2 separate regions of the Mus musculus genome follow, and region 1 is linked to region 2. Evidence: chromatin loops called from intact Hi-C (ENCODE). Cell type or tissue: left cerebral cortex. All regions are shown on one strand. Each heading gives the region's core, and the rest is flanking DNA. Links, peaks and the distances in the headings are about the cores only. Region 1 overlaps BB218582 (expressed sequence BB218582). Region 2 overlaps Gm14015 (predicted gene 14015).

Region 1 (15,541 bases), core at 3,749-11,748, 130 kb after region 2:
ATCTCTGCTCCCTACTGAACCTCAATAGGTTGGATCTCTCAGCCATATCATATTTTGGAGCTCTTTGCTTCCTCTGGAGTATTGATTGGATGATGATGCCTTCCAAGTTCATGTCCTGCCAGAACCCCCAGAATGTGACCCCATTTGGTAATAGAGTCATTTCCAGAGTAGGGTGAGTACCTGAACCCAATATGACTAAGAAGAAAAAAGACACAGGGACAGAGATTCACAAAGACAGCGCTGTACTACACAGAGGTAGAGAGTGTTATGAGACACGTACCAGCCAAAGCATGCTAAGGATTGCTGGCCACAGCGTGAGCTCAAAAGTAGACATAATGAGCCCTCAGCCTGAGCTTCTGAAGAAGAAGCAACCCCATGACCATCTTCATTTGTGATTTCTGGTCTCCTAAAGTGAACTTGTTCACAGCTATTCAATGATAGTCTTTGCTGCATTTTCTTACCTTGATCTTAGAGGAAAGACCACACACACACACACACACACACACACACCACCACCACCATTTGGATATGGAAACTATCTATGTTGTCACATTCTTGAACCTCATACTTTTTCTAATCACTAATCATCCTGGACCTTAAATGATGGAGGGTCTTCAGGGTTATTCTAAGAATCTTTTACTCACACTTTCCTCTGTGGTTATAATCATCACATTTGAGAGGTGTCACTGTCAGCCAAGCTTCCATCTGACAGGTCCACAGTGAGGTATGCTGGGCAGTGTTTTCTACAGTCTTTGTTTGTGGGTTTTGGTATCATAAGTCTGATACCGCCCACATTTTTACCAATGCAATGATAACTCTTCACCACCTAGAAAGGGTAGAGGATTGCCAAGGCTGTAAGTCCTTGTTTGGCTTCATCTCTTCACTTTCTCTAAGCACCTGAATCACATGCGTACAAAAGCATACACAATCACAAATTACCTTTCTCCAAATCTCATATACTCTCTCTCTCTCTCTCTCTCTCTCTCTCTCTCTCTCTCTCTCTCTCTCTCTCTTTCTCTCTCTCTCTCTCTGCCCCCCCCCGTGTGTATGTGTGTGTGCGTGCGTGAGCGTGTTCTGTCTGCCATAACAAAATAAAATACCTGATGTCTCATTTTGAAGAATACAGATTTCTTTGACTCTGAATTTTGGAGAGTGAAAGTCCAAAGGGCATAGCATTGGTTCTAATGAGCCCCCAGCCCGTTGACAGCTGCATCATTTTGCAGAAGATGCCATTCTGGTAGAAGTCAATGAGTGAAGGAGAGATTTCACTGGAAAGCAGGGAACCAGAGTTGAAGAGAGGCCAGGTTTAACCTCCACCAGCCCTCACTTCTTTAAGGTTCCACCCCATATCAGCTCTGTCACACAGGAGACCAAAATTTCAATACCTGAGCCTTTGGGGACACATGGACATCTGAATCACGGCAGTGTGTACATGAGCTTTCTCTAACACTGGGTTAAGAAAGTGTTTTTTGAAGATAGAGGTAAAAGATTTCAGTTTTATGAACCATGTTTGTTTTATTTGTAGTATAAAAGCAGCTACATAAAAAGCACAATCCAATGAACATGGACCAGTGACCCACACACTAAAGTTTGCTGACCCCTGTTCCAAAGGAATACCCTTTCATCAGAGGAGCCTATTACATGAGCCAGAAACCTGAACTTACCATCCTCCACCATTGCCCCATGATGTCCCCAGTCCTGAAAACTTTATTTTCTGAATAACTCTGACCCATTCAATCCTCTGCAATTTCTTAGCCCTCTTCTGCCTGGATAAAGGATGAGTCTTCTGACTTATCTCATCATATCCACTCCCAGCCCCTCTCCAAGATTTCTACACCCACAGCAGAGGGGCTTTCTCAACTAGCAAAGAAGTCCTGTGTCATGCCTGTGGCCTGGCATTGTCCCTGTTCCCTTACTGAGCCAGCCACCCGAGCCTCCTCATCCCTCTCTCCCCATTGCCATCATGGTTTGCTTTCTAGTTGCTAATGTATGCCTGTGTTTCTAATCTTTCAGCTTGCCTTTGAAAATCCTCTTCCTACTTCCCAGCAATTTTCAATCCCCATTTTCACTTTAAAACATAGAGTATCATTCTGACCCCAGCGCAGACACCATTCCTCAGAGAAAGCTTCCAAGACCTCTTCCCTAGACCACGCCCCTCAGTATAAATACTTCCTGTGAGCATGCTTTTTGCATGAGGGCCAGAAGTCATGATTGGAAGCTTCCTAAAAGTAGGGACTTTGTTTCCTTTCTACTTCACTGACTTCCCACCACTAAGCAGGGCAGAAATGATGGGCAGATGAGAGATGCGAAGGTGTTGTGATAGCTGTTCTCGGTTGTCAAAATGACTACATCTGGAATGCACTACAATCCAGAGATGGAGGGCACACCTGTGATCTGGATATTGAAGCTGGAAGAAATATACCTTTAATCCAGATCTTGAGGCACACCTTTAATATGGGCCACACCTTCTGCTGGAGGCCTGTATGAGGACAATGGAAGAAGGAAATATTTGTCCTTTGACTGCTTAAACTCACTTTGCCTGCATATCCATTGGAGTCTACTTTGAGATTCCAGCTTATACAAGAGACCAACTGTGGGACTGAGCAACTACTAGATCTTTAGACTTTCCATTCAGAGCTAGCCATTGTTGGATTAGTTGGACTACAGCCTGTAAGTCATTCCAATAAATTCCAGATAGATAGATAGATAGATAGATAGATAGATAGATAGATAGATAGATAGGTAGGTAGGTAGGTAGGTAGGTAGATAGATAGATAGATAGATAGATAGATAGATAGATAGATAGATAGATAGATAGATAGATAGATAGTAGATAGATTCATTCCATAAGTTCTGTGACTCTAGAGAACCCTGACTAGTACAGGAATCTTATGAGATGATAGAGACACAGCTTCCTCTCACCCCTGCTGTAAATGTAAATGTGGTTTTCCATCCATCTCTATTTCATGTATTGGAATTACACAAGGTCTGTGTTTTGTTTTGTTTTGTTTTGTTTTGTTTTGTTTTGTTTTGATTTGATTTGATTTGTTTTGATTTGATTTGTTTTGTTTTGTTTAAGCCAGGTGTAACGACACCTGACGTCAGGGATTTATTTACTCATTTATTTATTTATTTAGCTTTTCAAATTAGAGTTTCTCTTAGTAGCCCTGGCTGTCCTAGGAATTGCTCTGTAGACCAGGGTGACCTCAAACACACAGAGATTCACCTGCCCCTACCTCCCAAGTGCTGGAGTTAAAGGTGTGCACACCCTAGGACTTTTTATTTGTAAGAATAGTTTATATCTTCAAGGCTTTTCCCCACTTTCTCCTCTATAAGTTTCAGTGTCTCTGGTTTTATGTGAAGTTCCTTGATCCACTTAGATTTGACCTTAGTACAAGGAGATAAGTATGGATCGATTCGCATTCTTCTACACGATAACAACCAGTTGTGCCAGCACCAATTGTTGAAAATGCTGTCTTTCTTCCACTGGATGGTTTTAGCTCCCTTGTCGAAGATCAAGTGACCATAGGTGTGTGGGTTCATTTCTGGATCTTCAATTCTATTCCATTGGTCTACTTGTCTGTCTCTATACCAGTACCATGCAGTTTTTATCACAATTGCTCTGTAGTAAAGCTTTAGGTCTGGCATGGTGATTCCGCCAGAAGTTCTTTTATCCTTGAGAAGACTTTTTGCTATCCTAGGTTTTTTGTTATTCCAGACAAATTTGCAAATTGCTCCTTCCAATTCGTTGAAGAATTGAGTTGGAATTTTGATGGGGATTGCATTGAATCTGTAGATTGCTTTTGGCAAGATAGCCATTTTTACAATGTTGATCCTGCCAATCCATGAGCATGGGAGATCTTTCCATCTTCTGAGATCTTCTTTAATTTCTTTCTTCAGAGATTTGAAGTTTTTATCATACAGATCTTTCACCTCCTTAGTTAGAGTCACGCCAAGATATTTTATATTATTTGTGACTATTGAGAAGGGTGTTGTTTCCCTAATTTCTTTCTCAGCCTGTTTATTCTTTGTATAGAGAAAGGCCATTGACTTGTTTGAGTTTATTTTATATCCAGCTACTTCACCGAAGCTGTTTATCAGGTTTAGGAGTTCTCTGGTAGAATTTTTAGGGTCACTTATATATACTATCATATCATCTGCAAAAAGTGATATTTTGACTTCCTCTTTTCCAATTTGTATCCCCTTGATCTCCTTTTGTTGTCGAATTGCTCTGGCTAATACTTCAAGTACTATGTTGAAAAGGTAGGGAGAAAGTGGGCAGCCTTGTCTAGTCCCTGATTTTAGTGGGATTGCTTCCAGCTTCTCTCCATTTACTTTGATGTTGGCTACTGGTTTGCTGTAGATTGCTTTTATCATGTTTAGGTATGGGCCTTGAATTCCTGATCTTTCCAAAACTTTTATCATGAATGGGTGTTGGATCTTGTCAAATGCTTTTTCTGCATCTAACGAGATGATCATGTGGTTTTTGTCTTTGAGTTTGTTTATATAATGGATTACATTGATGGATTTTCGTATATTAAACCATCCCTGCATCCCTGGAATAAAACCTACTTGGTCAGGATGGATGATTGCTTTAATGTGTTCTTGGATTCGGTTAGCGAGAATTTTATTGAGGATTTTTGCATCGATATTCATAAGAAAAATTGGTCTGAAGTTCTCTATCTTTGTTGGATCTTTCTGTGGTTTAGGTATCAGAGTAATAGTGGCTTCATAAAATGAGTTGGGTAGAGTACCTTCTACTTCTATTTTGTGAAATAGTTTGTGCAGAATTGGAATTAGATCTTCTTTGAAGGTCTGATAGAACTCTGCACTAAACCCATCTGGTCCTGGGCTTTTTTTGGTTGGGAGACTATTAATAACTGCTTCTATTTCTTTAGGTGATATGGGACTGTTTAGATGGTCAACTTGATCCTGATTCAACTTTGGTACCTGGTATCTGTCCAGAAATTTGTCCATTTCGTCCAGGTTTTCCAGTTTTGTTGAGTATAGCCTTTTGTAGAAGGATCTGATGGTGTTTTGGATTTCTTCAGGATCTGTTGTTATGTCTCCCTTTTCATTTCTGATTTTGTTAATTAGGATTTTGTCCCTGTGCCCTTTAGTGAGTCTAGCTAAGGGTTTATCTATCTTGTTGATTTTCTCAAAGAACCAACTCCTCGTTTGGTTAATTCTTTGAATAGTTCTTCTTGTTTCCACTTGGTTGATTTCACCCCTGAGTTTGATTATTTCCTGCCGTCTACTCCTCTTGGGTGAATTTGCTTCCTTTTTTTCTAGGGCTTTTAGATGTGTTGTCAAGCTGCTAGTATGTGCTGTCTCCCGTTTCTTCTTGGAGGCACTCAGCGCTATGAGTTTCCCTCTTAGAAATGCTTTCATTGTGTCCCATAGGTTTGACACCAGTCAGAATGGCTAAGATCAAAAATTCAGGTGACAGCAGATGCTGGCGAGGATGTGGAGAAAGAGGAACACTCCTCCATTGTTGGTGGGAGTGCAGGCTTGTACAACCACTCTGGAAATCAGTCTGGCGGTTCCTCAGAAAACTGGACATAGTACTACCGGAGGATCCAGCAATACCTCTCCTGGGCATATATCCAGAAGATGTCCCAACCGGTAAGAAGGACACATGCTCCACTATGTTCATAGCAGCCTTATTTATAATAGCCAGAAGCTGGAAAGAACCTAGATGCCCCTCAACAGAGGAATGGATACAGAAAATGTGGTACATCTACACAATGGAGTACTACTCAGCTATTAAAAAGAATGAATTTATGAAATTCCTAGCCAAATGGATGGACCTGGAGGGCATCATCCTGAGTGAGGTAACACATTCACAAAGAAACTCACACAATATGTATTCACTGATAAGTGGATATTAGCCCCAAACCTAGGATACCCAAGATATAAGATATAATTTGCTAAACACATGAAACTCAAGGAGAATGAAGACTGAAGTGTGGACACTATGCCCCTCCTTAGATTTGGGAACAAAACACCCATGGAAGGAGTTACAGAGACGGAGTTTGGAGCTGAGATGAAAGGATGGACCATGTAGAGACTGCCATAGCCAGGGATCCACCCCATAATCAGCATCCAAACGCTGACACCATTGCATACACTAGCAAGATTTTATTGAAAGGACGCAGATGTAGCTGTCTCTTGTGAGACTATGCCGGGGCCCAGCAAACACAGAAGTGGATGCTCACAGTCAGCTAATGGATGGATCATAGGGCTCCCAATGGAGGAGCTAGAGAAAGTAGCCAAGGAGCTAAAGGGATCTGCAACCCTATAGGTGGAACAACATTATGAGCTAACCAGTACCCCGGAGCTCTTAACTCTAGCTGCATATATATCAAAAGATGGCCTAGTCGGCCATCACTGGAAAGAGAGGCCCATTGGACTTGCAAACTTTATATGCCCCAGTACAGGGGAATACCAGGGCCAAAAAGGGGGAGTGGGTGGGCAGGGGAGTGGGGGTGGGTGGATATGGGGGACTTTTGGTATAGCATTGGAAATGTAAATGAGTTAAATACCTAATAAAAAATGGAAAAAAAAAAAAAGAATAGTTTAAGAAGTTTGTTGCATGAGCCAGTAATCCCTCAGCAGGGTTTCCATAAATAAAAGCCAAAGTGTCGGGGGCTGGTGAGATGGCTCAGTGGGTAAGAGCACCCGACTGTTCTTCCGAAGGTCCAGAGTTCAAATCCCAGCAACCACATGGTGGTTCACAACCATCCGTAACAAGATCTGACTCCCTCTTCTGGAGTGTCTGAAGACAGCTACAGTGTACTTACATATAATAAATAAATAAATCTTTAAAAAAAAAAAAAAGCCAAAGTGTCAGTTGTCAGGCACCTGAGTAGGAATGGCATTCCTCCATGCAGCAGTGAGACTTGCTACTTAGAAAAACTCTTGCATTTCACTCAGATGGTGAGGGTATGACATTTTAAACTGTGGTTAGTTTTTAACCCACATATTTTAATTTTTTCCTTTTTTTATTAGATATTTTCTTCATTTACATTTCAAATGCTATTCCCAAAGTCCCCTATACCCACCCCCCACCCTGCTCCCCAACCCACCCACTCCTGCTTTCTGCCCCTGGCATTCCCCTGTACTGGGCATACACATATTTTAATTTTAAAAAATATGGCATCTTGGGTGTGGTATATGATTAAGTCAGCAAAGTGTTTGCTTTGCATACATGAAGATCCACAAAGGAAAACCAGCCATGGTGGTCCAGTACTTGTAATCCCAAGGCTACAGAGACAGAGAGAGATCCCTGAGCCTAACTGGCCAGCCAGCTCATCCTATTTGTAAGCTCCAGACCAATGAAAGATCAAGCCTTCGTCCATTCAGAAATATTGTAGAAAGGACTTGAAGAACCACACAGGCCTCTGTGCACATGTACAGATTTGCATGTGTACTTCACACAAACATTTGCTTTTGCCCATGTGAAAACACAAACACACAAAATATGACAGCTGCCATATTACTTCACTTCTCAAGATTAAAGAGAGCATCCCAGAGATTGTTTTACTCTGCTGTAGAGGTCCATGTCTTAGTGGACTCTCAGTACCATCAGGCAGTGGCAAGGGTACAGCATTAACCTCCAGCAGGAAGACAGGACATCAAGTGTGGGATGGGGTTCCCATCCCACAGGTACATCTCTGACCCATAATTGTTCCTGTCTGAAAGAATTACAGGAATAAAGATGGAGAGGAGCCTGAGGAAACGAAGGTCCAGCAACAGGCCCAAAGTGGGATCCAGCTCAAGGGGAGGTCCCAAGGCCTCACCCTATTACTGAGGCTATGGAGCGCTCACAAAAAGGGGTCTATCATGACTGCCCTCCAAAAGACCCACCATCAGCTGAAAGAGTCAGATGCAGATATTTGCATCCAACCAATGGACAGCTGACCCCTGTTGTTGAATTAGGGAAGGCTGAAAGAAGCTGAGGAGAAGGGTGATCCTGAGGGAGGACCAGCAGTCTCAATTAATCTGGACCCCTGAGATCTCTCAAACACTGGACCACCAAACAGACAGCATACACCAGCTGATATAAGGTCCCCAACACACATACAGTAGAGGACTTCCGGGTCTGTGTTCATCCAGAGATGACGCACCTAACCCTCAAGAGACTGGAGGCCCCAGGGAGTTTAAGGGTCAGGTGGGGCAGGGGTTGGGCGTATCCACGTGGAGACAGGGTGGGGTAGGGAGGATGTGTGGGATGTGAAGCAGTCGGAGAGTGGATGGGGGGTTGGGGGGTGGAATATAGAGTGTAAAAAATAAATTAAAAATAAAATAAAAATAAAAATAGTACTCTCAAAGTCACTAGAAAAATAATCTGTCCCTGATGAGCTAATTTGTCCACTGTGCTTGCTTCAAAAATGTCTATTTTCATTTTAATGATGAAATTAAATGCCTATCCTCATTAGATTTTTGGAATCACATCAAAATTATGTGTGTTGAGCCTGACGGAGTGGCAAATTCTATTTGAGTTCATTTCTTCTATGTTAAATGCTATGCATATGGTGTTTTTAAGAAAGACTGTTTTGATATATTTGGAAGGTTGTGTAGTGTCCAAGAAAGAGCTCTTGAACAGGAACTTGGAGACTCAGCCTCTACCCTGCCTCTGCCATTAACCAGACTGCGGCCCTATGCTTAACTCTTCTGTATCTGCTCTGCACCCAGAATAACGAGAGCAACGGTGCACTCCCTGCAACCCGGAAGGATCGTTATGAAATTCCGGGAAAATCATGTGTGCGAACGACCTGAAACAGCACCGGGAAAGTTACAGGAAAGTTGTAGCAAAGACGAGGAGTAATTATTGCTAGAAGTATTTATCATGATCTGCCTTAGTCTGTTTGTACTGCTAAAGTGGAAATAGCTTTAATTGGCTGGCTTATAAACAACAGGAATGTATTTTTTCCAGTTCTAGAGGCTGGAAAGTCCAAGGTCAAAATGTGGGGTGCGGGGTGTGTGTGTGTATGTGTGTGTGTGTGTGTGTGTGTGTGTGAACAGTCATAATTATGGAAGAGGAGGTCACGTGTGGAATTGAAGGGGGAAGGGAAGGAAAGAGTAGCAATAATATAAATACAGTCCTTGTGTTTGAAATTTAAAAAAAAATGAAAATATACAAAATTGTCAACCTCTAGATGGAAGGAGCAGAAGTAATTTTTTGTATGTTTTAAACAATGTCATACTTAGCTTCAGTTGTTAATCTGACACAAACTTATGGCCACCTGGGAGGAAGGGACCGAGTCTGAAGGACCGCCTCTCTCACGCTCGACTATGGGCAATTTTCTTGCTTTTTAATTGATAAGGAGGCTCGGTCCATCGTCCCATTCCTAGGTGGGTGGGTCTGGGCTGTGTAGAACTGCTGGCTGAGCATGGACCTGAAGCGAGCCAGGAAGCAGTGTGCCTTCATGGCCTCTGCTTCGATTCCTGTTTCCAGGTTCCTGCCTTGAGTGACTTCCCCATAAGCTCAACTAAACACTTTCTCCCAAAGTGGCTTTGCTTATGGTGTTTGTCACAGCAAGAGAAAAGCAAACTAGACCATATATGGAACATGGAGGGATTATACACACACGGAAGAAAAAAAACATTTTAAAAGTGTATAATTTATTAGTTTATAAACACAGACTTTTTTCATATAATTACTTTAAAATAAGGTTGAAAGCATGGCTAGCCTCCTGTTCTTTTCTACAGCCTTCTATTTTCTGTAGCTGGGATGAAGATGCTTATTCGGGATACAGTGATTGATAAGCTCGCTTTAAAAAGCTGGGTGTCCCTCCTGCTCTCCAGCTTGACACGATGGGTCACTTATGAATTGCCACTTCTGTCAGAACAAAGGTAGAAAAGGGCTGTTCTCATGTGTTTTGAATATGTGGGTTCTAATTTAAGAAAAAACTCTAAGAAATATTTTTTAAAAGAGCCTGTCATTGTATATCCAGAATGGATTTATAACATGGCATATGTGGGACCGGAAAAGACACTCACAAAATTGAACATTGTTCCTTTGAAATCTTTGTATCAGTTAAGACAGAGGTTGGGCATGTACAAAATCAATTTTCTCCTTCCTCTTGATAAAATTACATTTAAGTGTCCTTTAGGTTTTCTGTGTTTAAAATTCTGAAAAATAGGTAGAAGAGGGTAAATATCTAATAACAACCTTCCCACCCCCACATGCATGCCCCAGAACTTAATAATATGATGTGAGTGACCGGATCATAGTCTGCCACGGCCCCTATCATCTCTTGAAGCAGAGATGGAAGGATTCATTGAGATTCTTGCACACGAAACACAGAAGAGTTTTAATATTACAAAGCTTGTTTGAGATAATCTAGTCTGGGGTAAAGAAATAGGTTTCCATCTCAGATGTCACTTACAGTGTATTGATTGATTTGCCTGGATGGCTGGACTAGAAGAGGCAAAAAAGGTACTCCATGCTGAACAGACTAGTGTGTTGTGATGGAGCCCAGAGTCTGGGCTGACCATGGAAAGGGAACATGATGATAAGCGAGTCAAGAATTTGCTGTCCCAGCTGTCTTCTAGCTCATAGATCTGCAAGAGAGAGGGGAGACGCAGATAGTTGCAACTGATTCAGGATGGCTCTCAGCTGTGCCACTGCCCTTCAGTGCTCCACACCTATCAGTGCCCCACCAAGTGTGAGTTACCTTCACACTCCATCCCTGTCCTGCTGTGCCTCCTGTCAATCTGTTTGGATTACATGCATACCAGACTCACTGTGGCTCTGGAGCAATAGACACTCTTCAATTATAATCATCCGAGATCCTGTTTCTCTAGCCCAGTTTTCTTCTTTCGAGTACTCAATTGGGAAAAGATGGCTCATGATGGCTTTGGGTAAAGGAATTATTTTGAATAGAAAATTTGATTAAATCATCTTAACTTGACTGCTGATTTTTTTGCAGGCAAGTTTCCCACTTGTTTGTTTTAACTTCGGCTGTCAATCAAAGGAGATCTTATCTTCATAAGTCACAAGCGTGAGGTCTGGTCCTTTATCTCATTTCTATATCCTTTATATCCCTCCAATCTCCTTTTCCACATGCTGATAGTTAATAATAGTTATGTCTTTTTGGTTTTCAGATGAAGATAAACTTTTTCAAAGATGAAAAACAACCAAGGCAATCAACCAAGGCAAGTAACCTTTCTACTTGGGTGCTAAAATTCTTAACGATAATAACAGATTCCATATATAAAAAACATGAAGCTTAGCCCGGCATGGTGGCATACGCCTTTAATCCCAGACCTTGGGAGGCAGAGGCAGGCAGATTTCTAAGTTCGAGGCCAGCATGGTCTACAAAGTGAGTTCCAGGACAGCCAGGGCTATACAGAGAAACTCTGTCTTGAAAAACAAACAAACAAAAAACAAACAAAAACAAACAGAAAAAAAGCATGAAGCTTAAGCCATGTCTCAAAATATTTGTCCAAATTTTGTAGCTTAAATGGTCACAAGTCCTGCTATATATCCTGTGCTCTGAGATAGCTATGGCACTCGAAAAGACTAGCCTCCACTCAAGATAGCCATGGCAGACACAATGTCTTCAAGGGAAAACAGCACTTCTGAAGAGAAAGGAGAGAATCATGTTAGATAAACAGACTTTATTGGAGCAATGAGATGGTTTGGCTGGTAAAGGCTCATCCTGTGCCAATCTGGTGTGGTGACCTGAATTCCATTCCTGGAATCCATGCAAATCTGGAAAGAGAAAACAGACTCCGAAAAGTTGTCCTCTGAGCTCCACACGTGTGCTGTGGTATGCATCTGCATAAATCCTGCACACACACTAATAATAAAGATGATAATGATAGTAGTCATGAATCAAATTATTGAGTAAGAAGAGAACTTTACGATGAATGGATTATGGCGCTTTGGGAGCACTGTACAAAGAACTCAGAGAAGAGTGAAAAAGGAGGGGTCAGTTGGAGCAATGAATGAAAGGGGCATTCAGGTATCAGTGTGTGAAAAAAATGTATTTTCTGAGGTTTGTAAAATGACAGGTGTGAAGGGCAAGAGAATGAGCCTCAGACTTCTCAGCAGAAATGTGAGCAATGGAAGGTTTCAACCCAACATGGTCACCTCATATTTGGAGAACATGAACTCTCTAGCACTGCGTACCAGCTGTCACTAAAGGTGACACACAGGATATGCAATGTTGTTTGATATAGCAAAGAAGACACAGAATATCAGTAAAATTTGAATTGCATGTAATCTTGAAATAATATATACCCAGTGTGGTATTTGGTACATTATTTTATAGAAACACTATTCATTATTTGGCTAGCATACAGATCTTACTGTGGGCTTTTTATTTTATCTGGCAACCTTAGAGTTGGGAAAGGAAATGAAATAGAGTCTGTGTAGAAATGACTCCATCTAACACTCCTGGAAGTTCACTAGGGCAGAGCCAGTGCTGGGCCATCTACTTGCCAGACTAGCGCCTTTCCTCTTTCCATTTTCCAGGTTGACTTTCTTCTATCTATTCTTCATTTGTATTTCTTGACCTTAAGATTTTTGTAGTGTCAAACACTATCTCTGCACATGCCCCTACCACTTTTTGACTTGGCCAGCCAACTTCAAGTTCATTGTGATGTTACCATTCCTATCCCAGTGACTATATTCACATGTTCTTGTGCACCAAGAAGGAATAAAATTGCCAGTGTCTAGAAACAGGGAGAAGAAATAACTTCCTCAGCCACATGCTCAAGTCTACAACACTACCACTGCTGAAAGAACACAGCCCTAACAAACCAGGAACAAAGTCACCACTCAGTAATATCAACCAATCTGGGCATAGATGCATGTTGCTGATCGCAGCACTTGAAGGTGAAGACAGTCTGGTACCCTCAAGTTCAGGGTCATCCTCAGTTGTGTTGTGAGTTCGGAACCAAGCTGGGATACATTAGACTCTGACTCAGACAAATCAATAAATTAGGAGCTGGCAAGTTAGCTCCATCAGTTAAGAGCCCGCTGAGCAAATGTGAGGAACTAAATTTGATCTCCAGCACTTACACAAGAAACTGAGCTGGGTTCGAATACTCAAATGAATAACCCCACATCTGGGAAGACTGGGACAGGAGAATCCCAAGGGCTGGCTGCCCAACCACTATGGTCGAAATGCTGCACTCTGTATGGTGAGAGACTTTGTCTAAAAAGGAAATGACAATAATAAGACAAAGTGATAGAGGCAGATAATTCATGTCAACCCCTGGTCTCTCCATATATGAACACAAACATGCATGCGCTCACGCACACACACACACACACACTCGCACATACACACCAACACAAGCACACAAACATGGACACACACATTCACTCACTCACACATGCACATACACACAAACACAAGCACACAAACATGGTTACACACATTCACTCACTCACACATGCACATACACACAAACACAAGCACACAAACATGGACACACATACTATCACCACTACCCAACCACCCACCAATGAATTTAAAAATAAGTACAAATAGCATATTGAAATGTGTTTAGATTTCTTATCCCTGGTTGATTATAGACATCCTCAGGGTTTGTCAGGAAAGCTGCCTCTTTTTATGAGCAGTGAATAAATACCAAAATTAAGTACTTAAAGTTGGCTTACAATACACCTCGGTGCAGAGCCAATAAATTAATAAAACGTGATACATTTTCAGATCCCTCGAGGGGAAAATCCACAGCTAGCAAGGAGGCAAATTCACAGCAGCATCACACAGCAGTGCAAGCTAATTTTTCCATCTCCTGTGTGGAAAAGCTCAGATGATTTTTCACTGCCAACCCCCACATCTATACCTCTTAAAAAATATATATGTTTCTTAAAACATATTTCTTCATTGAGATTTTCATGTTCTCTTTTTTTTTTTCAATTGCTTTTGAAAAATGCCAACTTACAAACAAGAAGTGCAGACTGCTTTTATCCTATTTAGTCAAGGATTTTCTGCGCATTCGGTAATCAGTGGGGTACACTTATCCTGATGTTGGGCAGGGAATTGCATCCCCAACTCTTATTACCGTTCATAAATTATTGTTCCCATATGCACCATCCTGAAAATGGACCCCAATGGACTTTCTCTGGGCTCTGTACTCCTGAGGTTGGTAGTGTTAGGAATCTCACCAGAAGTCTGGAAAAGACCAATTAAAAGGCAAATTCTCTCTTCTCATTCCAATAACTCTGACCAAAGCAACCTAACATAAGGAGATAAAGGTGAATTATTTTCTACGTTTTCCATAAATTTTAAAATATATTTTACTACGGAATGTAGCATAGTACCCCCAGAGAGTTCTGTTTACAAATCATTTAAAGAAACATGATGTACTCAGCTAGCTCTCTTAATTATAATGACCTTGGGTATTTTTTTTTTTCATTGAAGGAGTCCTGGTGGTTCAAGTTTGAGCCAGCAGAAAATTAAATGGGAACATTGAAACTCTCCTATTTTTTTAAGGTACAGATTAGACACTTGATGTGGGAAAACAATAATCAGATCAGGATTGAGTCTCCCACATCATAAAAAAAAAATGTTGCGATATACTTACTCATAGTCTGGAAGACTTCACTTCCGGGGAGAGGGGCCACCACACAGAGACTCAAATAGGGGTCCAGGAGGGTGTGAAATCAATACTGACTTCTGTTGATTGAATTTCTGGGCATTCCAGATTGAACAGGGTGCCAGTTCTGCCCTCCAGGGACTTCCAATTCAGCAGGACAGCTTTAAAGATACATCTAAAAGACATTTGCTGCCCTGAGGATGCTGGATTCTTTAGTAAAGTGGTCCTGGGTATTCCAGCCTCATTTCCTTCTCATTGTTTTTCAAATTTAAAGCATTGATTTAACTATCAGAGGAAACATTTTCATTTCTTTTGCTCTATTTGTAAGTGTTGTCTCTTTCCCCACCCCCCAAAGCTTTCTTTCTGAGGGGATCTTTATTAAAACAGCTGCCACAAAATAACATAAACACATAATAATATACAATGCCTAACTAAACAAAAAGAAATACTATAGTTCAAAGGAAAGAGAGAGAGGGAGTGAGGGAGAAAGGAAGGAAGGAAGGAAGGAAGGAAGGAAGGAAGGAAGGAAGGAAGGAAGGAAGGAAGGAAGGAAGGAAGGAGAGAAAGAAGAAAGGTTGGTCACTCCCACAGAGGAAAACAAACAAATCATTTAAAGACATGCAACTATTTTTCAACACTAGCAGTGAACCTTCCTTCTATTGACCTAAAGTATGTCGTACTGGTGAGCAATTTGTTTGTTTGGATCTATTTTATCTTTATTAGAAAGGTTTATGGAGCTTTTGATGTTGCAGAAAAGCACAATATAGAATGAACCAAATATCATTTTCCCAGTCCTGCGTGCAGTGCGGGACTTGGGGCTGTTTACAATCTAGCTCTTCAGTGGTGAAGCACTACCCAGTGTTATTAACATCGTCTCCCACAAATTTCTCTCCCAGCCTAATACCTCATTCTGATTAATGGACTAGTAGCAGGGACTACTTCCAAAAAAAAAAAAAATCTG
Region 2 (15,541 bases), core at 2,679-10,678:
GAGGAATGCAGTCCTTATACCAGCAGTATTTGAAGTAACACTGAACTAAAAACAACACAAATGTCAACTGATCAAAGAAAGGACAAAGGGATGTGGTATGTCCATTCAATGTAATACTCTGTGGCAGACAAAAGTGGGGAGAAGAGGCTCCAGCTAAAGAAACGAATGTTGCAAACACAAAAGGAATGAAACACAAATGATCACCTGCAGCATGATTTCATTTATATAGAATTCAAAATAAGCACATTGGGAATAAACACAAAGGCATAAGACTTTTTTTTTTTTTAGACAGACAAGAAAAATAATTACTACAAAAATTAGTGGTGTTTGCCGCTAGCAGGACAAGAAAGGTATTGTGTTAAAGAAGCAAGGTGTACAAGTCCTCTGGGATGTTGCCAATATTATTTGGTGAACCTTACAGGAGGGTTTGTTTGATGGTCATTTTTTATACTGACATTTATGATTTATGCACATTTCTGCATGAATGTTACATTTCATGTTTTAGGACATTTAAATTATACTTATGGAAATGCTAGGCAAATCCCTCTGGATGTGTTCCTGCTGCCCTGGAATCTTAGTTTCCACCCAATAGCTTCCTCCCCTGAGTCTGACAGGCAGCCGGGTCTGTGGGATAAGAACATGATTTGGGCTTTGCAGAGTCCAGTAGAGAAATTTAGGTTCATAGTTTTTCTTTAGGACTTTGAGGAAGCCTGGATTTATTTAGACTTCTGAATAAAGTTGGGAGCAATAGGTGTCATGGATCTATGGTATTTCAAGAGGGAACATATGCCTACTCACAAGATCATACTGGGGGGAGATGACATCTCTCTTTTCCTTGAGAACATCTGTTCCCTGCCATCTGCTACAGGACTAGCCACACAGATAGAGATGTTATTTGTATCTAGAATGTACCCATGAACTCAATTTGAGCTTCAGAGTAAGCAAAGAGAAACTGTTGTTCATGTAAGGAGTCCCAGGCAGTGAGGAAGAAGAGAATGAACACACAACATCCAGAAAGGTGGTTCATATGCAAACTGAGGAAGCAATTTTGGAAATGGTACAATAAGAGCAACAAAAGTATTCAGAATATTCTATTCTTGAGCTAAAATGTTAATTTATAAGTGGCATGACACAAGAGAATTAGTATCTAAGCTTTGGATGTGCATTTGAAAGCATTCCAAAAACACTAAGATAGAATCCATGAGGGAAAAGCCAGAAGACTTCAAAGTGACTAAATACAAAATATAGAAAATCTAGGAATAGGACTGGAGAAGTAGCTCCATTAATAAAAGCATTTGCTGCTCTTTCAGAGAACCTGCACTTGTTTCCCAGTCCCAACATGGTAGCTCACAGCTGTCTGTATGTAACTCTAGTTCAGGGCATCTGATGTCTACTTCTTGCCTCCACAGGCACCAGGCATGCACATAGTACACATGCAGGTGATCAAATACTCATGAACATAAAATGAAATAAATACATCTTAAAAATGAAGAAATAAATACATCTTAAAAAGGAAGAACTAGTAGGGGAAAAAAGAAAACAATATGGAAGGAAAGCAATATGTAAATCCCCCATGGAAGAAAGGCAATTTGAGTCTTAAAAACAATAAATCTCCTTGAGTTCCAGTTGCTATTTAGAAGGAAATGACAACTAATTTTTCCAAAGGAAAACACTCCTTCTGGCACTGGGATCCCATCTACTTTATATGACTTGAGAGTGAAGAATTTACAATCTGCAGCACCAGGAAGTGGGAAGATGGCTAGGTGAGTGAAAGAGTTAGATGTTCGCAGGCTCCATTGGAAGGAGGGGCTCTCAAAAACAAAAGGAGTCAGAATAGAGAACTCAAGATAAAAGGAAGAAAAAAGATCCAGTAAGCTTTGCCAAGCACATACCTAAAAAGTTGTCTAAAAGCATCCATATACTAGCTACTCGAAAATTCTTGACATGCAAAGACATATTCAAGGGAAGACTTAGTAATAGATTCAGACTGAAAATGCTGCTCATAGCAAAATCTGAGTGGATTGGTGTAGGGCAACAAAGATGGGAACTGAGTGCTGGCAGATGAAGCCAAGAGCAAACAGGTCGCTATGAGCAAACTTTGAGGGAAGATCTCAGTACATAGAAAAAAGGGTACACTCAATTAGGTATTTCACGAAAGAGACGCCCACCACTGGAACAGTTTCCCTTCTAAATTAATTCATGGGAATTGAGATACAGGGGTTGGAACGTTTTATCCTGATTAAAATTAGTAAAAGTACCATGAAAATAAATAACCAAGACTTGGTACAAAATGTGTCATAAACTGTATTTTGGAACTAAAAAAAAACAAAAACAAAAACAAAACAACACACCTGGCTCTGAACATTTTACACTTTGGGTCTCCTTTTTTTCTCATCTACTTATTTTATATTGTTGAAGTGTAACTATTTTTACAAATTACTTGAAATAAGTTTTAATAAGGTGTGATACACATTTTTGAGAAATATTTATTTTCTTTTTCTAACTTATGTGTCTGAGTATCTTGTCTGTCTGTATGTCTGCATACTGTGTATGTGCCTGCCCGCTGTGGAGGTCAGAAAGGGTATCAGGTCTCCTGGGACTGGGATTGATAGCAGTTGTGAGTCATGTATTGGTTCTTGGAATTGAGACTTGAGTCCTCAGAAGAGCAGCCAGTGCTCTTTATAGCTGAGCTTTCTCTCTAGACCCAAAACTTCATCCAAAAGGAAGGGAGGGAGGGAGGGAGGGAGGACAAGAAACAAAGAAACAGGGCGTGGTGGCGCACACCTTTAATCCCAGCACTTGGGAGGCAGAGGCAGGCAGATTTCTGAGTTTGAGGCCAGTCTGGTCTACAGAGTGAGTTCCAGGACATCCAGGGCTATACAGAGAAACCCTGTCTCAAAAAACCAAAAAACCACAAAAAGAAAGAAAGAAAGAAAGAAAGAAAGAAAGAAAGAAAGAAAGAAAGAAAGAAAGAAAGAAAGAAAGAAAGAAAGAAAGAAAGAAAGAAAGAAAGGAGGAAGGAAGGAAGGAAACAAAGAAACAAAGAAAGAAACAAAGAAACAAAGAAAGCATATTTTCTTTCAAAAGCCTACATAGATACCTGATGTGTGTTTGTTTATGGATGGTGGAGTATTAATATAATTAACTATTACTATACTGGAGTCAATCCCCCTTATAGTTTGGTAGTGTTTGTTTTGTGAAATTGGGTATGTTGCCATTGATATGCAGTGACCCCCTTCGCATCTTCTCATAATTTGCTTTGACGTCTACATTATCAGACGGAAGCAGAGCAGCCCCGGCTTGCTTCCATGCTCCATTTGCCTGGAACACCTTTTCCCACCCTCTCACGTTAAGCCCATCTTTGCCAACGGGAGACATTCCGTGTGAGAAATCACAATTTAGATGGCACTTCTTACTCCAGTCTTTTAGTCTAGTCCCTTTTACAGGAAAATGGAGGCCCTTAGTTCTCAGCACTTATTTAAAGGTGTGCATAAATTCCTGTAGGGTGTTGTTTGACATTGTTCTATAGGTTCTTAGTCTTCGTTTGGTTACCTATCGTTCTCCTGAGGTTTACCCTTTGCTCTATGCTCATGGATGTGCTTGCTTTCCTCTTCCGTGTGTAGAATTCCATGGTGTCTGCTACGGTAATTTAGTGGCCAGGCATTATTTTAGTTTGTATTAATTATGGAAGATTTTAATTTTTCCTTTGATAATAGAGAGACTCTCCTGGATACAATAATCTCTCTTCAGGGCTTCAACTATATCAGTTGATGCTCTCACGGTCTGTTGGGAAATCTGCCATTATTCTGATGACTCTGCCTTTCTACATGACTTGGCCTTTCTCCCTGGCAGCTTCCATATACTTTGTTCAGTTTCCCCAATGTTTTACTGTAATGAAATGAGGCCAATAAATTCAGAGTTATTCATCATCTTTGGCCATTAGGGAAATGCAAATCAAAACTATATTGAGATTTGATCTTACTCAAGTCAGAAGGTCTCTCATCAAGAAAACAAACAACCACAAATGCGGGTAAGAAAGGAGGAAAGACAAGGAACATTTATTGGCTGCTGATGGGAATGTCAATTCGTCCAGCCAGTGTGGGAATCAGTCCACTGAGATTTCCCCCAAACTAAAAATAGAACTATATCATCTAGCCATACCTCTTCAAGGTATATACCAGGACAGAGTCAGGGCAAACGTTACTGAGATGTGTGCAAGCCTCTGCTTACTGTAGCACTATTTGCAATAGCCAGCTTATAGAATGATGAATGGATGAAAATCAGAGATAAAGATGATAGAAGGAGATAGAATCAGAGATAAAGAGTCAAAGGAAGAGACAAAGATGGAGATAGGGATAGAGACAGAGTCAGAGATAGAGGTAAACACAGAGTCAGAAATAGAGATAGGGATGATAGAGGAATTAAGTGGGAAAAGTACTAGAGATATAGAAGAGGAATGGAGGGCTGGGGAGATGGCTCAGCGGGAAAGAGCACTGACTGTTCTTCTGAAGGTCCTAAGATCAAATCCCAGTAACCACATGGTGGCTCACAACCACCCATAATGAGATCTGATGCCCTCTTATGCTGTGTCTGAAGATAGCTACAGTGTACTTATTTATAATAATAAATAAATCTTTGGGCTGGAGCGACCAGGGACGGAGGGAGCAGAATTGACTAGAGTGAGCGGGGCTGATCAGAGCAAGCAGAAGTACTAAATTCAATTTCCAACAATCACATGAAGGCTCACAACCATCTGTACAACTACAGTATACTCATATACATAAAAATAAAATAAATCTTTGGAAATTTCTTAAAAAGAATAGAAATGGAAAGGGAGAAAGCAGATAATGAATGGTCATAGAAGGATTAGTGTGATCAAACTTTATTATATCCATCCATACATGAAATAATATGATGAAGTCTCAAGTACTGTTTCATTTATTTATGTTAATAGAATACTTCAAAGTAACTATATTCCAATATATTTGGTGGAAATACGATAAAAAAACAGACAATAAAAAAGTTTTAAAATCAACTGGCAAAACAATAAGAGAAAGAGCAAATACAAATAAAAAGTGCAAGTCTTAGTTAGGGTTTCCTTTTCCATGAGGAGACACCATGACTGAGGCATCTCTAATAAAGGACACCATGCTTACAAGTTCAGGTGTTCAGTCTATTATCATCAAGGTGGGAAGCATGGCAACATCCAGGCAGACATGATGCTGGAGAAGGAGCTGAGAGTTCCAGAGCTTGATCAGAAGGCAGCCAAGAGAAGAATACTGTCTTCCTTGAAGCTAGGGTCTCAAAACCCACACCCATAGTGACACACTTCCTTCAACAAGGCCATGCCTCCTAACAATGCCACTCCCTATGGGCCAAGCATATTCAAACCACCACAACAGTGTTATAATCAGGTAATTTATGTTCAAAAATCCCAAGGAGATGGTATAATTGTTACAAGCATTTATGTATCAAAACATGTAGCAGCTGGATAAAAATCCAGGACTGATGGAAATACAAAGTAGTATAAGTTCCACTAAATAGTACATCTCAGAATCCCTGTAGAAATAGACCAAAAAGGACACCAAATACAAAACAACTCTGTAACTTTGAAACATAAAAGTAAATATAGCTGTCTACCAACTATAAAATTAATCTAGTTGAAAAAACTAAGACTTATGGTATAATAATATGACAAATTTAAAAACTGATAATTTTTAAAAAGAAGACTCTTGTGATATATAAAGAATCTGCATGTGAAACTATAAATGATCTAAAATGGAGTTAAAAAGAAAAATGTTCCATCAAAATTGAAATGACCATGTGTAGGAAAATATGCATGGTCTTCGGTGATTTTGCCATTAAAAGGGAAAAACTTAAAAAGAGAAAGGAGCTGGGGGAGAAATTTAATAAGTATTAAGAAAACTTTAATTTACTACATTATTAAGGAATGAGAAGAAGTTAAGAACAAAATCTAACAAAATAGTAAATGAAAATTGATGATGATGGAAGGTAAATCTGAGGGCTGGGTGATGGCTCAGTTGGTAAAGTTCTTGCTTTGTGAGTGTAGCTCCCAGGACTAGCCCTAAGCAGCTGGCTGGAGTGCTATATACCTGTATTCCCAGGATTGAAGCTCCTATGGATGCCAGGAACTCACTAGCCAGCTGACCCAGTCACCTCGATGAGTTCCAGGCCAATCAGATTCTCTCTCTCTCTCTCTCTCTCTCTCTCTCTCTCTCTCTCTCTCTCTCTCTCTCTCTCTCTCATGCACACACACACACACATTCAAAGGTGGATGGGGGAACTATGGCTGAGGTTGTCTTGTGACTTTGACATACATGTACATGTATGTATACACCTGTAAACGTGAACATAAGCACACACACACAAACCTAAGAGAAAAACGAATGAGTGTATTAAAAAGCTACATCTTGAGCTGGAGAGATGGCTCAGCAGTTAAGAGCACTGACTTTTCTTCCAGAGGTCCTGAGTTCAATTCCCAGCAACCTCATGGTAGCTCACAACCATCTGTAACTGTCCTCTTCTGGTGTCTCCAAACAAATAAATAAATACTTAAAAAAAAAAGCTGCACCTTTTAAATGGTCTAAAAAGAAAAATAATAAAGCTGTGTTTGTTAGGGTTTCTTTTGCTGTGATAAAATACCATGACCAAAAGTAACTTGAGAAAGAAATGATTTATTCATTTTACAGCTTGTAGACCATCATCCAGGGATGTCAACTCAGAAACTCAAAGCATGAACCTGGAGGCAGGAACTAATGCAGAGGCCATGGAGGGGTGCTGCTTACAGACTTGCTTCCCATGGCTTGCTCGGTCTGCTTTCCTTTAGCATTCAGAACCACCAACCCAGGGAAGGTACTACCCAAAGTGATAGTTTCCCCTATATCAGTCATCAACTAAGAAAATGCACCTAGGCTTTCTCAACGCCAGTCTTGGGTGGGTATTTTCTCAGCTGAGGTTCCTTCTTCCAAATGACTCTGGCTTGAGTCTAGATGCTGTAAAATTGCCAGCACAAAAGGCAAAAATCCATGCTGCCTAATTTGGAAGCAAGAGTATACAAGAATTGGAAATGAGTTAGAAGGCAGGAATGTGGAAAGGAAGGATCAAGATAATGCTGAGAACGAGGGTGAAGAACTCTCTGGTCGTGAGCAGAAGGGAAGGGGCAAGTTCCTTATACAAGGCATAAGTCTATTATATAATACTTGACCCAGATTTAGTAAATGGGGTCTAACATCATGAATACTGTTATTATTACTTCTATTGTCATTAGTAGATAACTTTCAAATACTTCTGACAGCTCAGTATAAGATAAGGCTCAGGCTGCTTCTCTGGAAAAAGAATATTAAATGGAAAGAAACTATCAAAATATTAGCATTATCTCCATTCTTATCCAACATTGCTCATAGAAAATTATATCCAAAGTTCATTCCAATTCAGTGAGATACTAGGTAAGACCTCTGTCTTCCCCAAATGGAAACTCTTTAGGCTGTGATAAGTACACAAGACATCAATGCAGACACCAGAGAGTAGACATGAAAAGACAGTGGAGTTACTACCACAGAGAGCTATGGCAAGGGAGACATTTTTGGTAAGCTAAAGATAAAAAATGGAGGTCGAACATATGGACTTCTAAGAGAAAAGGGAACTAGTGAATGTACCATTTTGACTCAACTGGGAAATTGCGAGACAACTAAGGGAAGAGGATGTGGAGACAGATGGTGAAGAAGAGCCTCGAGTTCCACTTTACAGAACGCAGTCCTCGCCCTACTGTCTGGAAAAAGTCCGTGAAGATCTTTGAATAGATGGGTGATGTGGCAAACAGTATTCTTCGGAAGGATTACTTAACAGCAAGTATACTCGGTGGACTTGGGGGTGAGGAGCGGTCACACAAGTACAAGACAGAAGCTACTGTCATTATTTAAGCGTCTCTCCCTCCCCTCGCCGCTCCCCTCCAATCTAGAAATATCATTTTCTCCGTGTTGCAAATGGTCAAAACACAAAATTACTTCCGAGCCAAATAGAATATGAATCAAAGATGCCTAAAGCATGGCTGGCGTGGCCTCTAGTCAGCCACATTTCAGCTCCGCACTGCTCTGAGTTGACATTAGAAGGGTTAGGTGTTATTTCTCAGCCCCTTGTGAGGGATAGCCTAAAAGAAACAACCTCCCCTCCTCAGGTGGCATCTTGGAAGAGAGGATGCCTTTTTATCACCAAAGGGCCCATCTGGGCTGATAGCCTAAGAGCAGGATCACGGATCTCCCCGGGGTTAGCTCAGCTTTGCTTCTAGGCAAAGCTTAGCTTCCTCCCGCCCCTCCATCCCCCTTCTCTTCGGTTGTTATCAGCTCCAGGAACACAGAGAGTTAACCTTTGCAACTGGATTTGCTCTGTGCAACACAGTGTCACCCCACAAACGGGGTGTGTAAGGCGCCTGTGAAACGAAAGAAAAGGAGTCCAGGAATTCAGTTAATTAACCACATCAGTTTCTTAACGTGATCAATTTTAATTAAACTGAATTTTAATAGAGATCTGTGTAGTCTGTAGAGACCAATTGCTAATTCTACAAAGCATGTGCTGCCTTTCAGCTCAGGTTTGCTCCCATCTAATTAATATGGATAGAGCATTAAGCCTTTTTGGACTCTGGTGGTTTTCATTTCATGACTATTAATGATTTTAATGAACTGGACTAATTCAGTAGTTTTCATCCTAGTGTTTCGGGGCTTTGTTCATCACAAATTTCAGGTTTATAATTGGTTTCCAGGTCTTAACAGTGGTCATTGATCAGCTTCAGCAGTTCCTTTTACAACTCAGTAGGCGCTGGGGACTGTTAACCCTTTGCCACCTGGAGCAGAGATGCACAGTGTAGTGCTTCAGAACAAACCGACCTGCAGGTAACCATGGGGCAGTGGGTACTTCAAAATCCCAGGGTGTGAGGGAAGTGCTAGCACAGGACGGAACAGGAAAGGTCATGGTAGCGATATGGAAGCTGTGCATTTAGAACAGCAATTAGAATAAAGTAGACCCGTGATTGCTTTAGTTTCCAATATTCTGAGTGAGAAGTGCACGAACCAGGTTTTCTAGCTACTCAGTGGCCCTTGCCAAGCCCTAGCAGGTATCTTTATCAACAACCAAACAGCCAGGACTAAAGAATAAGAAAAATAAGAGCTGGAAAAAAGCTGATGAGAAATAGAAACCAGGAGACAAGGCTGCAGGGGACACAGACGGTGGAACCTAGCAGAGATACAGAAATAAACATGGGTGGCTGCATGCTTGTATCTATATTTTTTTTTCTTCACAGGACAGGGATATGGGCTTACCAATGGAATAGAGCCACAGCTAGTGGTTTTCTGCCTTTCGGAAAACTAATAATATGTCTGCATTTTGTTGAAAACAAAAGGCATAACTTTAAGCATTGTGCACCTGAGAGTGTCTAACAGACCTGTTTGTTCCCCAATCTATCTTGGGAAACTGAAAAATGACAGGCAGGGTGTACATGCAGAGGAGTCTAGCTCACATCATCAAAATGGAAGAAAGCAGAAGGTGGTCAATTCTCTGGTTGTCTTAAATGTTCCATTCATCTATGTCTTAAGTGCTCCAAGAAAGAGCTACCCAAGCACCCAAGTACCAGCTTCCAGAAATAAAGGCTGACATCATGGGAAGCTGTCCTTTTCCATAGGTCTATCCCCAAAGGTTTCCACTATCCTGTCCCTGATCAGTGGTGGGGAAAATCTTACTTGATCCAGGGTTTTGCTTCTGATGGAGACTGTGTCCATATGGAATCAAAAACCCAGTTGGATCTTTATGGGTACTTCCATTAAAAGCATCCAGAAATCTCATCTAGAGTGGTTGTTATATCATCTCTGAGTTCTAAGTAGAGAGGCCTAAAAGAATCAGCTACTCAAGTAAACAGGCATAAAGCTGAGAAATTTGGATTTTTTTTTTTTAAATTCTGTTTTGCATGACAGGTTATGCTCTACCAGTTGACTTCTCTCATACAGGCTGATTTACTTAAACAAGTTGCCATCAGGATAGAATTTACTTTACACCTTTAATTCCTGCTCATCTCTCAATCCTTTCCAGTCTTGCTTCTATCCCACAGAGCTACTGAAAGGTTCTGTCATCTATAAAATGGTGGTAATGGCTTCCTTGTTAGGGTCATTGTGCAGATTAGCACACTTAGCAAGGTGCCTCAATAAATTATGGTTATTATTGTCACTCAAACCACCAAAGCTCCTATGATTGACACATGACTTAAGTCTTCCTCTGCTGAGTTCTTGGCTGTGCATCCTACTACAGAGCACATTTCCTCGGACTCCACTTGTTCACCCTTTGAATCTTTCAACAAATGTGTGTAGATGTTTAGCTCATTCTGCAGAGTTCTAGGCATGAGGGCTACCACACAGTTCAGAAAGGCTGAATGTTTTCTTTCCTATGCTTGGAGTTTTAATTTGTTTTTTCAGAACAGGAAAGGAAAATAGGAAACGGTAATCTATTTAAACAAGCAGAGTTTGCATCTTTAATTCTTGTTTGTCTCTCGATCCTTTCCGGTCTTCTACTGAATTCTTAAATTGTTCCAAACATCAGTGGTTTGGCACATGTCAAGCTACATGAGAGGGGCCTAAATATCTTCACGCTATTGATGAGGACATCAAGGCTCTATGTGTTAACTTTCCTTGCCAAGGTCATAAAGGTTTTGAGTGAAAGAAACTATTTAAACCAGAGCAGTCAGCACCAGGGCTCAGGCATTAAGATTCAGCTTCATTTACAAAGAACAGAGGGAAAAATTACAAAAAAAAAAAAGGAAAGAAAAAAATGCTATTTGAGATGAGGTATCTACAAAAGCCCCCTGAGAGAGGAGGACACCATGAGAGTAGAAAGACCCACGCTGACAGAATCTGGAAATGTGCTGTGCTCTAGAGAGCAGAAATGAACTGAGCTGTCCTCCTAGAAGCATTGTGTATTGAAGCGTACCCTCTGTGTGACTAGAGTAAGAACTTTAGAATGGAAGACTTTGGGGGTATGATTAAGACTAAGCAAGGATCTGTGAGCAGCGTCTACTTCCACAGAAGCTGTAGCTTTCAAATAAGAGGAAAAGAGAGTTTGTCCTCTCTTCAAATAAAAGACATGTAGGGGCACAGTGGAAGGTGGCCATCAGGAAGTAAGTCCTCATCAGGAAAAGAACTGGCCACCACCTCATCTTGACTTCTCAGCTCCCACTACTGTGAGAGAACACACTTCTGCTGCCCCAGTGGCTGCCCAGTCTGTTGCATTTGTTTAGACAACTTAAGGAAATGAAAACATCAGAGGAGGTCTTGGATCTTAGGAGAATGGTGCTTCTCAGCTAGTTCATGAAGGAAGATGGAGACATCATCTGAGTGCTGGGAAGGATGAACCTTTGCAAGAGATGCTGTGGGAGTTTGAATGAGTGAGGCAAAGAAAAGCAAACTTGACTCTTTCCAAGACTGTCCCTACATAAGCAACCAGAGGAGTGAAAAGAGAATCGGAACCTCAGAGCAAGACTTTTAAGGTAGTATATATACTAGAATGTTTGTCTGTTGTAATGATCTAGTGAGCAGAACATATAAAGGAGATTTTATAGAGAGGAGATAATTGCAAAAACAAAGTCATTGAATAGAGAAGAGGGCCTATCCTTGGATAGAAGAGACTTATCATTGTGCAAGTGTGGAAGGCAAAGCTATAGATAAACATGTAAGGGGCTGGTAGATCAGGTGCATGTCTCAGAAGGGGAAGTGGGGCCGTTGGGTGTACCTGCAGGTAGAGTGGAAGCTTTGGTGATGGAATAAGAGATATTTCTCTCTGTTGTGCTAGCATTCTATTAATAGGACATAGATCTTGACTATTCCTATCTAGAGGCTTGTTTTTATCTTCCTCCTGATCCAGACAAGGAAACTGAGCTCAGTGGTCACGGAGGTGGTGGCCAGGAAGACTAGGATTTGAACAGCAGTTTTCTCTTTTGCTTGTTGTTCCTGATTTGCTGAAAGTGAAAGTGGAGGGAAAAGTTGGAATCATGATCTTAGTGGAAAGAAAAGCAAATTGAGTGATGCAGTGTGGCAGGATTTCCAAGCTGTACTGGAGACTCTCTTGTCATCAGGGATATAAACAGAAAGGAAAACTATTTTTTATAGTCTCATGGATTTGTTTTATTAACTTTTGTTTTGCCTACAGCTCTATTTGAATGCTCAGATTTCAAATTTGGTCTGAGTTTTAAGAGGAGAAGAGAAAAAGAAAGAGGAAAGGACAAAGAAGGTAAGAGAATGGATGGATGGATGGATGGATGGTTGGATGAATAGATGGATAGATGATAGGTATAAGGATGGATGGATGGTTGCTTGAGTGGATGAATGGATGCATACATACACACACACACACACACACACACACACACACACACACGCATATATATAAGCACATAGGCATATAGGTAGACAAGAGTTTTCATAGCTGTCAACTATTGACCTAGTTTGAATAAAAAGGAAAATGAGACCAAAGATTGATAAGAGGCATTGGAAGCAGCTGGAATGCAGAGGGTTTGGTAAAGTAAACTGGATAATTAAGGTAAGTACTCCGATTAAGATTCTGATGTTTTGAGAGGTACTTGACATTAGAGCTTTTGGAAGGAGTAAGTTTCAAGACCTCTAGAGTCACCATGGAGGAAAGGCTATAGATCTCGTCTCCTGCTAACAAGATAGCTCAGTAGTTAAAGGCACCCAAAGCCAAGCCTGGTGAACTGAGCTCAGTCCTTGGCACTCGTGGAAAAAGAACCAACCCTCACAGGTTGTCCTTTGATTGCCACACTTGAGCCATGGCTCACGTGCACTTCCACCCAAACACAGAAGATAAATAAATATCTTAAAATTTACAAACGTTGTAGGAGGTAATGAGGCAGGACATGAATACTGAAGTTCCCAGGGATAATGGTAGAAGTAACAGGAGAGAGCAAGAGGGACAGTAAGTGGGTGTAAAATCTCCAGAGACTGGGAGGTGAGTGGGGGACAGGCGACTATGACAGAGAGGGAACAGATGGTGTAGTCTCATGCCATCTGCTTTAAAATCACCAGGAATTCTGAGGATGAAGGAAGGGACAAGTGTCTAGAAATAGCAGCAGAGCAACTCCAAAGCCTCTAGTCACCCCTTTCCACTCTCCAGCTGAAATCCTCTGCTGCGCTACCACACTCCCCACTTTTAAACAATACACATATGCCGTCTCTTCAGACTCCTATATTTAGGAAAGATATATTGACATTGGGCTTTGGAAAATAAGCATCATGTCTCCTACATGAGTGCATATGTGTACATGCATATGCATAAGTGAACACACATCCTTACACAAGCACGCACACACACACACTCCTGAATATTTGTATTAGTTCTATAGCTTCCCTTCTTGTTTTTGTTTTGTTTGTTTGTTTGTTTGTTTTTCAAAGCTGAGTTTCCTTGTGCAGTCCTGGCTGTTCTGGAACTTTCTCTGTAGACCAGGCTTGCCTTGAACTCCCAGAGATCCACCTGTCTGCCTCTGCCTCTCATGTGGTGGGATTAAAGGTGTGTGCCATCTTTGCCTGGCTATCTCTTCCTTTCTAAAACCCTGCAAAAATAATTAGTCTATAGTATTTGGAAGTCATTCTTCATGTCACTTAGATTCTTTAAAACTTGAAACATTTTATATGTTCTTTGGAATAGGGAACATTTTTTTTTCCTTTTAAGAGTGAATTTTCTTCCAATTTCTTCATACTTCACTATTGTTCAAATGTGTGGAAATCAAATTTTCTTATTTATTTTTCTCTTTCTTACTTTATATACTTTAGTCGTTTTAATAGTAGAGTTTCAGGTTCTGGAATAAATGTTGAGTTAATATTTGGTTTGGGCTTCCTTGCCAGATGAGGGAAATAAATTTAGATTTTTCAGAGGGAGTGAGTACTGAGGCTCAAACTAGGGGTTTTTCCACATGCTAGAGAGACACTCTACCATTGAACTACATCTCCAGTCCCATCAATTCAGACATTCCATGTACAGAGAGTATTTCATGTTGTCATTTGTCGCTATATCCCCACCTCCCCCATCCACATTCTGAGCAGTCATCCTGCTTTTGAGGGTTTCCAGAATAAGGGCTTAGAGTTTTCCCCTTTTATAAGTTGGATCCTTCCAGGCCCTTGAACTCTTGGGTGTGGCTCTACCTCCCCTCCTCTCACATGGCTTTTAAGTACAAATCCCAGACCTCAGGTCCACATTGGGCCCTATATTCCAGTGCTGGACCCTTCTTACTGACCAGACTCTGGTTTCCTGCTTCACTCCTGCACCCCACGTGGGGCATTTAATTTTTTAGTTCAACTTGATGGCAAAATAATAATAATAATAATGATAATAATAAATAATGGATTAGCAAGATATCTCAGTGGGTAAAGGGTGCTTACTATCAAATCTTATGACCTGAGTTGGATCTGCAGGACCTGCATGGTTAGAGGAGAACTGACTTCAGCAGCTTGCCATATGACCACCACATGAATACTGTAACATGTTTGTACTCCAGAAATGAGAAATGGGAAGCATCCTGGGCAAGGGTAACCTACAACATTTGTTCTAGCACAGGGCCAACAGCCATTCCTTAAATGGTGTTTCTTGCATAGACAGGATATCAACCTTCTACCTGTTGTTCATGATAAATTTCATTGATTACTTCTTGCTGTGTCAACGTTACTAGCCAAACTCTCTAATTTTGTCATTGCAGTCCTTAAAAGCCTTTATTCCACTATGTTTTTCAAAATCAAAATTATTATTCCACCCAAAGCCCTTCCAACCCTGATCTCAATTATTAGGCATGCTCTGTGCACCCACAAAATTCCATGAAAGTTCTAATCTCTGCTACCTCAGAATTTTGCCTTAAAAATAAGGCCTTTTAAAAAGTGATTTCAGTTAAATAAGATCACAGAGATGGCACTGATTCAGCGTGCCTGGGTGCTTATAAGAAAAAGAACAGACATCAGTGATGGGTACGCACAGAAACATGGTCATCTGGGGACACAGAGAGAAGGTAGTCAAAAGACAGAGGCCTAGGAGAAGCAAACATCTTTGTCTTGGAGCTCTGGCCTCCAGAAGGATGGGAAATGCATGTCTACTGTTGAAGATAATGGTCCATTAGAGTTTGTTATAGCAATCCAGGAACATTAGCATACTTCCTGTCTCATGGGTCATATATCCACTACTTCCCTTTCCTGTTCCCCAGGCAAGACATGTTCCTCATGTCCTTCAACTGTACAAATTACCCTTCACAAGAGGAAATCCCAAGGACTTTTGTTGTACTCATCAGATGTGGAAGGCTGAATACAGGTTCCCACAGGAGTAGTAGGAACCCCTGTGTTGAAGCCACAAGTAAGTAAAAGATGTGAGAGTGGAGAAATGGTCATATATGATTAAAGAGGTCCTTAAAAGCAATTATGAGAAGATTGGGAGTTGAGGTGGGCATTTGACCACCAAGGCAGAATAAGAAAATATGGTCATGGGAGAATATGGC

The links. Hi-C counts contacts between places; a loop is a spot of excess contacts. Peaks named below come from ENCODE experiments on the same cell type or tissue, not always from the same donor. Only the 100,000 strongest peaks of a DNase experiment are listed, where the experiment ranks them.
Region 1: a loop joins it to region 2, with 1.9 times the contacts of the local background. A loop is called at or near these places in 2 of 42 quality-filtered maps.

The regions. Positions count from the first base shown.
Region 1 is chr2:106,633,307-106,648,847 of GRCm38, forward strand. It overlaps BB218582 (expressed sequence BB218582), which reads right to left. Exons shown (of 7, transcript NR_137201.1): 2 at 14,569-14,755; 3 at 14,047-14,156; 4 at 13,037-13,172; 5 at 10,753-10,863; 6 at 10,395-10,569; 7 at 9,611-9,844. Among named protein-coding and RNA genes, the nearest start is that of BB218582, 9.3 kb to the right of the region's middle. In left cerebral cortex, for the core only: no CTCF peak of the experiment used is centred there; a DNase peak (open chromatin) is centred at 8,679.
Region 2 is chr2:106,504,381-106,519,921 of GRCm38, forward strand. All of the region lies in intron 1 of Gm14015 (predicted gene 14015), which reads right to left. Among named protein-coding and RNA genes, the nearest start is that of Gm14015, 11 kb to the right of the region's middle. In left cerebral cortex, for the core only: no CTCF peak of the experiment used is centred there; DNase peaks (open chromatin) are centred at 7,045 and 7,728.